Regions from separate parts of the Homo sapiens genome. Here region 1 is linked to region 2. Evidence: chromatin loops called from intact Hi-C (ENCODE). Cell type or tissue: K562. All regions are shown on one strand. Links, peaks and the distances in the headings refer to the core of each region. The heading gives the core; the rest is flanking DNA.

What was found. Peaks named below come from ENCODE experiments on the same cell type or tissue, not always from the same donor. Only the 100,000 strongest peaks of a DNase experiment are listed, where the experiment ranks them.
Region 1: it touches region 2 in a loop (2.1-fold over the local background); 1 of 110 quality-filtered maps calls a loop at or near these places.

What each region holds. Positions count from the first base shown.
Region 1 is chr10:22,216,245-22,221,628 of GRCh38, reverse strand. EBLN1 (endogenous Bornavirus like nucleoprotein 1) reads left to right here and starts at 3,614. Exons shown (of 3, transcript NM_001394757.1): 1 at 3,614-3,713. In K562, for the core only: a CTCF peak has its summit at 2,979; DNase peaks (open chromatin) are centred at 2,158 and 2,978.
Region 2 is chr10:22,101,503-22,106,886 of GRCh38, reverse strand. No RefSeq gene overlaps it. Among named protein-coding and RNA genes, the nearest start is that of DNAJC1, 100 kb to the right of the region's middle. In K562, for the core only: a CTCF peak has its summit at 3,028; a DNase peak (open chromatin) is centred at 3,036.

The DNA of each region.
Region 1 (5,384 bases), core at 100-5,099, 110 kb before region 2:
TTAAAACTGTACATTTCTCTTGTTTTTCTATTCTACTCCTCATGTACTTTTCATAGGCAGCTAAAAACAAAACAAAGCAAAATAAAAACAATTAGTACTTTCAACAGTGTGCCTATAAATATCCTCAGCCAGAACTATCAGTTCCTTATGTACGTTTTCTGTTTTCCGCGTTCCTGCAGATGACAGTTTCACCACTGTCTTCGTGGGGTTTGTACCTCCTGTTAATAAATTATAATATGTCCCCTTTCCTTCAGACTCCAATAGCTATTTCGTTACTGTCTTTTAAGCCTTCAGTAATGGGCTCTTTAAGGACTTCCATCTCCTGCTTACCACCTGGTCCCAAGGTAAGGCTGCAAGTTTTTCTTAAGGCAGACACCATTTCCAAATACCAAGTTCTGTCTTATTATCTGTTGTTGCATAATAAACCACTATAAAACTCAGTGAGTAAAAACAACAACCATTTTTTATCATATGTCTTGGTTTTTAAAATTTTTCAAATTTTTTATTATTTGGTTTGAGATCGGGTCTTGCTTTGTCGCCCAGGCTGGAGAGCAGTGGCACGATCATAATTCACTGCAGCCTTAACCTCCTGAGGTCAAGCGATCTTCCCACCTCAGCCTCCTAAGTAGCTGAGACCACAGGTGTGTGCCACCATGCCCAGCTATTTTTTAAATTTTTTGTAGAGTCGAGGACTCCCTACGTTGCCCAAGCTGGTGTTGAACCCAGGACTGCATTTATTACCTGGCTTGTGGAATGTGCCCACTCTAACTATGGCAAATGGGGATGTGATGACGCTTTGGATCCTTTAGTATCAATGTGAATTCAAACCCTTGAAAAGTCAGGAATTCCTATTCCCCCAGTTCACCCACACAAATGGCTATATGTCCCTTTGGAAAAAGGACTGGGGGAATCTATCATATGTACTTGCTGTGGGTGATAGAATTCTTCCTGGGACCTGGTCTATCCTTCAGTTAACGAGTTCCTAGCCGGAGTAGTGGCTCGGATCCAGAAATGAGGCAGAATATGGTCATTTTTATTGGGTTGATTGGTCTCAATCTCCTGAAGATCCGTGGTTGATTTCTTTTCTTTTCTTTTCTTTGCCAGGCTGAAGTTCAGTGGCGTGCATCGTCATGGCTCGTGGCAGTCTCAAACTCCTGGGCTCAAGTGATCTTCCTACCTCAGCCTCCCAAGTAGCTTGGAGTACAGATGCATGCCACCATGCCTGGATAATTTTTAAATTTTCTATAGGGATGCGGGGGGTCTTACTACATTTCCTGGGCTGATCTTGAAACAATCCTCCTGCCTCGGCCTCCCAAAGTGTTGGGATTACAGGTGCGAGCCACCCCTCTTGGCCTCGATTTATCCTGATTGTATAATTTGAGTAATATGCTTATTGGCTGCTCATCCAAGATGTCCCTACAGATGCTATGTTCCATTAACCAGCTTCACATCTCTGTGAGTCAGACACCTCTCCCTCTTTCAATCCAAACTTGCCAGCCATTAGAATAATAGCCCACAATCTGCCCTTATCACTGCAGGACACTATCATCCCCATTGTTATCAGGGAGCCCAGTTCTGTACTAGTATCACCAATATCAGCCCAAGGCCACAGGGGACAGCCACACTGACCTTCACAGAGATGCTGGTGCCCCTCATCCCGATGACTTTATTGCTTTATTAAACAGTGTCCTCTGGCCCCTCCCACAGTCTGTCATTGGTGAGTGGGTTTTCTGGCACTCAACAGGGTATATTCACTCTAGAACATTTTCCTAACCTTTTGATCCTTTATTTTCCTGTCTGCCATGGAAGTTCCAGCACTTTCTCTCACATAATGTGGCCATGTTTTCTACAAGCTTCTAAGATCTTGTAGTGTGTTGTCACCAACTCCTAGGTTGCTTGTCAGGGTTAAATCCTGTTTCACAGGACAATGCTCTGTCTTGATTGACCCTCCTTTATCCAGCCTTATCTTCTACTCACTTTGATCCAACACCAAATATCCTGTCTTGGTTTGTGATGGTATATGTCAGCTCAGTCCTACATCTCCTTTTGAGAGCATCAACTCTTCCCTCTTTCAGCAGGCTGGCTCATGTTATGACTCAACCCTACTCATTTATCTGATGGCTCAAACAGGAGGTAGAAGTGGATCTGAAAGGAATGCCTGTGGCCTTGCAAGGCAGATGACTGCATCATCTTCAAGTGAGCGAGCAGTGCTGGTCTTTAACAGGATGAAGTGGGCCACTTCTATAGGCCCAGAGTCTGGGAGAATGTGGGAATTCAGGATGCCACCATGCCATGCCTTAAGGTCAACTTCTTCCCAACAAGGCCCTCTCCTCATTCAACCTCTTCCGAAGCTCTGTTACTCTTATTGTTGAGGCTCGGGCTTGATTCTTAGCCTCTTTTGGTGTTGGCTCATAGAAGATGAGAATCTCTTTATATGGTGTGGAAGAGGCTGTCTGACTTTGCTGCTTGCCTTTAATTGGTGATTAATTAACCTCAGCCTTTTGTTGTCTTCCTCTAGGGCATCCACTGTTGTCAGCAGCAGCCAATTCCCTAATCCTTGTAATTACCACTTTCTCTAGCTCTCAAAATCCTGATACTGCACCTGCCAGTGCATTCCCTTTTACTGGTATCCAACGCCAGCTCACACCGGGAATGTTTTAATACTTGCACCACTGTCTCATGCCAGAGGTATCCATGCTCCATCTATCCCCAGTGATGGGTCTTCAGTACCTGCCTGCCAGTGGGTGATCTGGCTGTGCCTGCGGTCTCATTTTAAAGCCACTTTCCTAGGATCACTTCCAGCACTAGCTGCTGCAGGTCAGATGCCCGGAGACTCTGAGATTTGCATGTACAGTTTATTGAAGAGTGCTCTCAGAAACAACTCCTTTGAGGAAGCCAGGGAGAAAATAGTACTGAGCAGAGGAAAAAGCCAAACTGAAATGCAGCTGCATCAGTAGCCTCAGCTGGCTCCAGGGGGAGCATTGAGGCTGAAAGAGCATTCAGAGATGTACCAATCCAAGGCACCAGGGCTGGGTCTTTGAATCGCTGCATTGAATTCAGTCATTGGATTGTGGGCTACCCTTGAAGAAGAGACATAAATGTATTGAGGCAACTTCCTTTAACCAAGGTCAATTCCAGAAAATGGATTCAGCTGTGAGCCATCAACAGCCAATAATTACTCCCAGCAACAGCCTTGAACCTGAAGGGGGACTGGGTGAGGGGCCATAGTATCCATGGCACAAGTCTCCTAGGAGTGGTTTCTTTTCTTATTATTTTTCCTTTTATATGTATTATTTCTTCCTGTCTTTTTAGGTCATTGTTGTTGTTTTTTTCTTTTTTGTTACACATTTGCTTTGTATACTTTAATTTTTTAAAAAACAGCAAAGTCATTAAGATTTATATTTAAACGACAGAGATTTTGCTATGCAGTTACATGGTTTGGCTGTGTCCACCTAAATCTCACCTTGAATTGTAATCCCAACTGTTGAGGCAGGGACTGGTAGGAGGTGATTGGATCATGGGGGTGGATTTCCCTCATGCAGTTCTCGTGATGGTGAGTGAGTTCTCACGAGATCTGACGGTTTAAAAGCATCTGGCAGTTCCCCTCGTCCTTGCTCTTTCTCTAGGTCCTGCTGCCCTGTGAGGAAGGTGCTTGCTTCTCCTCCTTCAGCCATGCTTGTAGTTTCCTGAGGCCTTCCCAGCCATGCAGAACTGTGAGTCAATTAAACCTCCTTTCCTTATAAATTACTCAGTCTCGGGTAGTATATTTACAGCAGTGTGAGAACGGACTAATACACCTAGTTACTCCTCTTTACATTATTTTCTAAATAGTCTGTATTTGTTGCTTGCTTTTTGACTTAGAAGTTATTTAGGAGAGACTTAATATTTAACCTTTTTCAAGTGGTTGTTTTTTCCAAAGTTAATTTTACGAATTTATGGTTATATCATGGTGTAGTCAGAGAATGTAGCCAACGTAGTATCTGCTTTTGTCATTTATTACAGTTTTCTGTTTTCCATTAAGTTTTGTTTCCATTTTTCTTGCGTATACCAAGGAAGATAAAAAATAACAATGCAGTTGAATCTGACAAACACATTGGTGTGTAATGAAATGTATGGTGTGCAGGATATACAGAAAAAGCAGAGGATATGTTTTTTCCTCTTTGTCTTTCTTTATATTACCAAAGTTCTTGGCACATAAGAAATGAATATGAGAACAGTATGAAAGTGAAGCAGTTCTCTTTATTCCTTTGTGCCTTCTCATACTGATCAGGGAAAAGAAACCAGGATGATAAGTTTTTGCACTGGTGAAACCCTATCTCTACTAAAAATAGAAAAATTAGCTGGGCGTGGTGGCACGCACCTATAATCTCAGATACTCAGGAGGCTGAGGCAGGAGAATCACTTGAACCCAGGAGGCGAAGGTTGCAGTGAGTCAAGATTGCACCACTGCACTGCAGCCTGAACAACAGAGCGAGACTCCGTCTCAAAACAAAAAAATATATATATACACATACATATATATATAAATAATTTCTGAGTATGTATTTATTGCTTTAAAAATCAAGCAACAGAATTGTTATTGTAATAAGCGTGAGAGGGTTTCCCAGGCAACATTGGATTCTGATTGGCTGAGTCAAGGTAAAATGATGCAGCGCACAAGTTTTGTGTTTTAGACTTGAAGCTCAAGTGTACTTACTTAGTTTTTGATCTCGATAAAATAGTCTTAAGGAAAATCATAAAAAATTTTGATTATGTGGATTTTGGCAAAACAGAGATGGAGTGCACATAGGGCAAGAAGTACTCGTGATTCTTGATTAAACTTCCAGTGTTTTGAAAATCAAGTTAAAATTTCTGAAGATTTATACTCCGTTTAATTGTATTAGCACAATTTATAAATTATTGCAACTTTTCACTAAAATCCTGTCCTTCCTCAGTCTTCATTGTATATGTCTAACCTATATTTTTAGAAGAGTTTTATGTGCCAAACTACCAATGATGAGAATTATATATTTCAAACAAATATTCTAAGTTTTTGAAATAAAACCACAAATAAATTACCTATTGTACATAGAATGTTGCCATCTAGATATTTTTCCAGAAGAGTAGAAAGTATTCTCATTTTGATGCAAGTAGCTTGTTTTCCTTAAAGAGGTTGTTGCCCTGTTTGAGTCTATTGGTGATAATTCAAAGTAGGTTATATATTATCTTTAGTTTTAAAAGATTTAACAAATCTAGATTGAAACAGTTTGAAGACTAAATGTTTACTGTAAATATAGTTGTAGAATAAAGAGTGAAGGAAAAATACATCACATATATGGATTGAGGGGTATGTTATCACTAATTTGTTTTTGTTTTTGTTTTTGTTTTGCAATGTGTTTGTACAT
Region 2 (5,384 bases), core at 222-5,221:
ATAGACCATGAAGAAACAATGTTCTATTATTTGGTTGGCTTTTCATTAATTTGTAACCAGAAAACATTAGTGATATGGTTTGGATATGTGTCCCCTCCAAATTTCATGTGGATATGTGATTCCTAATGTTGGAAGTGGAGCCTAGTAGGAGGTGTTTAGATCATGAAAGCAGATCCCTTATGAATGGCTTGTGCCATTTTCTTGGTGATGAATGAGTGCTCACTCAGTTCATGAGAAAGCGGACTATTTAAAAAAGCCTGGCATCTCTCTTGCTCACTCTCTCACCATGTGACACACCTGCTCACCTTCACCTTCCGTGGTGAGTAAAAGCTTCCTGAGGTCTCATCAGAACCCGGGCAGATGCTGGTACCATGCTGCTTGTATAGCCTGCAGAACCATGAGCCAATTACACCTCTTCTCTTTATAAATTACCTAGCCACCGGTATTCCTTTATAGCAATACAAAACAGACTAACGCAATTACAATGTCATAAAGGAAAGGCAAAAATATAAACAATAAACCCAAGAGAGAAAAAATATATACAATAAATAAATATATACAATAAACCCGAGAGAGAGAGAGAGAAAACACACCCAGAAAACAGCTAATGAGAAGGAGCCAGAGTACAAGGTTAACATTAAAATGGAATCAGGGTAGCTGTGAATAGAGCAACTCCTTGATCTTGGGATCTTGGTGGAAGGAGAAACTATCAAGGACAAAGTATGTCCCCACACCCTACATTAGGGACATGAGCAATGTATTAAGTAGCATTGCAGCACTAGGTTCCTACAGCATGTGTCTCTGATTTGCACCCTGGTGAATGATGCAGCCTAAAAGGAGCCAAAGAAACTCTGGAGAGACTGTTATGCAGTTTTTGAGGAAACTTGTAAATATTATTCAATCTTTGGAAAATACTTATTGAGCATCTACTATGTTCCAGGCACCATTTAAGACATGAGGCATAAAACAATAGCAAAGGGTATGAAGTCTTGCAGTTCAGTACCTGCAGTTGAGTCCCTGCAAAAGACCTTTAAGCTCAAGGATCTTGCAGTCTACCTGAGGAACTTGCTACTAGTTTGTTTTGTTGAAAGATGAATAAAGTTAACGGTTGAGGGTAAATTTTAAGCTGTGGCTTGTTTCCATTTCTTTAGGCCAAGTTTTTCCTTCCATCTGTTAATATAGGCAATCCAGAATCACCTATAGAGGTATAGTTGTTGTCACTTCATTACTGGAAACAACAAAAGGTTTTTTGGTACTGTATGTATGTCGATTTATGTTTGTAATTAAAACTTAAAACACGTCATTTGAAATAAATAACCAGTATATTAGGTCATTTTGCATTGCTATAAAGGAACATCTGAGACTGGGTAATTTGTAAAGAAAAGAGGTTTATTTGGCTCACAGTTCTGCAGACTGTACAAGCATGGCACCAACATCTGCTTGGCTTCTGGTGAGGCCTTAGGAAGCTTTTACTCATGGCAGAAGGCACAGGGGAAGCAGGTATGTCACGTGGTGGGAGAGGGAGCAAGAGAGATGCCAGGCTCTTTTAGCAACCAGCTCTTACATGAACTAATAGAGTTAGAACTTACTCATTACCTCGAACACAGCACCAAGCCATTCATGAGGGATCTGTCCCCATGACCCAAACACCTGCTACTATGCCCCACTTTCAACCTTGGGGATCACATTTCAACATCAGACTTGGATACGGACAAACATCTATACCATATCAACCAGCTGGGTATAAAACTAATGTAACGGCATCGTGTAATAAAACACTGCAGAGATGTGCGGTCTTCTGCAAAGTTGTCCACACAATTCCATGGAAACGAGTCCCCCATCCCCACCACCCATAAAGTTGGGGCTAGAAATTAACACTTTCGCCCCTCCCCACAAAGAGCTGGAGTGGACACTCAGCTCTGTAGCCACCCTCGCCAAAGAAGTTTCTTCCACAAACTTCCTGCAAAATTATCTTCCACATTTTAATCCTTGTTCTCTAAATGGGAGAGGAGAGTTAAGAGTCACTGATAAATGACTCCTGTGTTCAAACGGAGAATTCTGCACTGGGTGGTGGGGGTGGAGGCTTGGTTTGTCTCCCATTCATGTGGGTATTCCGATTTCCACTGTACAGTGGACACTGAGGTCAGAAGAGTCTCACGTCCTATTTCACCTGCATCATCTCATTTAATCCTGTGATAGTGATGAGGGATTATCCTTATTTTACATAAAAGAACACTGATGTGTATAGAGGTTACGTAGGTTGTAACACTAGATGTTGGATTCAGATCTTTCTAACCCTAATCTGTGTGCTCTTAACTCCCAGACTGGCTTTTTAGTTTAAACTAAATGAAAATTGTTTTGAAGCCAAATAAAATTTAAATGTTTGGGTTTATTTTGAATTGTACTAAATGAAAAGAAATACAGCTTCAAAGGAGCACCAAATTGTTTTGTTGGAATGTGATTTTTTTTCACTTAAACCCATTGCTCTAAATCATATTCAGAAACTACAGGATTCTGAAACTCAACAGAACAAATGCTGTTATATAAATGAGCCAAAGATGGTCTCTGCGTATTGGCCCCTCAGTTGTATATTTCTTCACTGAAGGCTAAAACTTGTTAGCTCAAAGCCCACTGGTGCCAAACTCAAATCTTTACACATCCAACTATTTGAAATATAGCCCAAACGAGCAAACTGTTAGCATTTAGAGCCTGCATGCTTTATGTATCCTTTGAAACTGCATTCTGGTGTGCTGCTATTGGTAAGACAGAGCTTTGCGGGTGTAAGACCTCAAGCTGTTAGTGCTTTTCAGAGCTCCCTGACCCAGAGACTCCATGCCATGCTGCTGAGCAACATCACCCAGACACGAAAGCTCCCTCTCTGATCCTCCTCACCCCTGGAAGTTACCTTGTGCTCCTCCCTTTCTGGGTGGTGGTCCCCATGCTGTGACCCCCTTCTGTGATGGACTTCCTTCACCTGCAACCTTAAGCACCACTCAATAATGCTTCTTGTGTGTTACTGCCTCTTGTGGTCAAGATCAGCTCCACATCCCTCAAACCTTAACACAAAGACAGTGAGTAATAACTTCAGGAGTGGAAAGAGAGATTACCCATACCACTATTACTTTTCCTTTTTTAATTTTTTTTTTTTTTTTGAGACAGGGTCTTGCTCTCTCACCCAGGCTAGGGTGCAGTGGCATGATCATAGTTCACTGCAGCCTTAAACTCCTGGGCTCAAGAGATCCTCCCACCTCAGCCTCCCAAAGTGCTGGGATTACACGTGTGAGGCACTGTTCCTGGCCTACTTTTTCCTTTCTTAGTTCAAGTTCCTTAGTATTACTGGTGCATTCTTTTTCTCATTTCTCTAAGTGTGGGGGTCACTGAAGGCTTGAAACATTTATGAGCATGTCTGAGCTCTTATCTGTAGGTTGGCCTGCCCGGGGTGGATTCCAACAGCATCACCTACTAGCCTTGTCTTAAGTGTTAATATTGGCAGAATCATGGATTTAATGTGTTGGTTCATATTTCTAACGTGCATAATAAACTCAACATTACTTTTTTTAAATGCCCATGTATTCATTAAAATAGTCTTCATTGCACACTGTGGGCAACACTTTGCCTCAGTGACCACGTGCTAACTCTTTAGTGTGGCTCCCATGGGCACTCAAGGACTTCCTGCTCCCGCTACCTTTTTAGACATTTGAGCTCTGGAAATCCAGAACTTCCCTGGACTTGTTATATCACGAAACTGCCTTCGTACATGTTATGCAATCAGAAAGCGTCCTTCCCCCTTGTCAGTGTGACACAGTCTTGTTTAGATTTTGAGGCTGAGCTGGTACCTGTTCCCCGTGGCAAAGCTTCCCCTCTCCACCCTCGCAGCAGACCCCACTGCCATCGTCCTAAGTCAGAGTTGCGCCCACCCCCAGCCCGCATCTCCCCTTGCAAGGGGTACATAACACTCATCGTACACTTATCCCATTGCCTGTTGTTTGCCTGTTTCTTTGCTACTGGTCTTTGGGCTCCCAGGAAGTTAGAGACTTACAGAGTTTTTCATTTTTGATGCCTATAGTAATGCTGAACACCGAGGACTCAGTAAATGTTTTTTGTATCCATGAAAAAGTGAGAGAATGAGCGTCATGAAGATAACTGCTATTCTGTTTTCCTTTTCTTTCTTTTTTTTTTTTTTTCCTTTTTTTGAGACAGAGTCTCACTCTTTTGCCCAGGCTAGAGTGCAGTGCTGTGATCTCAGCTCACTGCAAACTCCACCTCCTAGGTTCAAGTGATTCTCCTGCCTTGGTCTTCCATGTAGCTGGGATTACAGGCGCCTGCCACCATGCCCGGCTAATTTTTGTATTATTAGTAGAGACAAGGTTTCACCATGTTGGCCAGGCTGGTCTCAAACTCCTGACCTCAAGTTATCTGCCCGCCTTGGCCTCCCAAAGTGCTGGGATTACAGGCATGAGCCGCCGCACCCAGCCTCTTTTATTTTAATAGACTTTGTTGACTTGCAGTTTGCCTGGGTGCTGAGAGTATGGAAGTAGAGAGGGCGCCGAAGGGGAGGCGGAAGGGTAGGGGAGGGAGAAGAGATTTCATGGCCCACTTTTTATGATGCTGAATCCTTGAGAAATTATTGGCTTCTAGTTCAAGACAGAGAAATGAGTGTTCTATTTACTTTTCCTGACTTCCAAAGTCCCATTAAACGCTCTGAAATGATTTATTTTTTTTGAGAAATGAAAACATAACTGGGAAAACAAGAAGGGGAGTCAACATAGGACAGAAAGTCTCAGGAAATCCTGAATGAGGAGACAGCAGGACAGGAAGCTTGAAGAAAACAACAAGTCATGGCATCCCAGTGCTTCAGAAGGCCGAGGCAGGAGGATTGCTGGAGGCCAGGAGTTTGAGACCAGCCTGAGCAACGTAGCAAGACCCTGCCTTTACAAAAATAAATTTTTTTTTAACTCACCAGGCGTGGTGGCATGCACCTATAGTCCTGGATACTCAGGAGGCTAAGGTGGGAGAATCATCTGAGCCCAGGAGTGTGCCATTGCACTCTAACCTGGATGACAGAGTGAGACCCTGTCTCTAAAAATAAATTTAAAATAAAAATAAACCTATAGCCCAAAGCAACCCTTCCCCAAGCAAGCCCTGCCCATGGCTCCTCAACAAATAAAATGCATGAGGGAGAACTGGCAGCTAACCCAGGGCCACTCATTGATGAAACTTATTCAGGACAGCTGAGACTCTGAGACCCTTGTCCCTGCCCCACTGCTCTCTCCTCTTAGAGTGCCGGCTTTGACAGAACAAGGGCTGCCCTCTAAAGCCAGCGACTTGCCTTTTGGGGCTCCTAGAATGGGGTGGGGCTTTTAAAAAGGCAAAGCAGCTTGAAA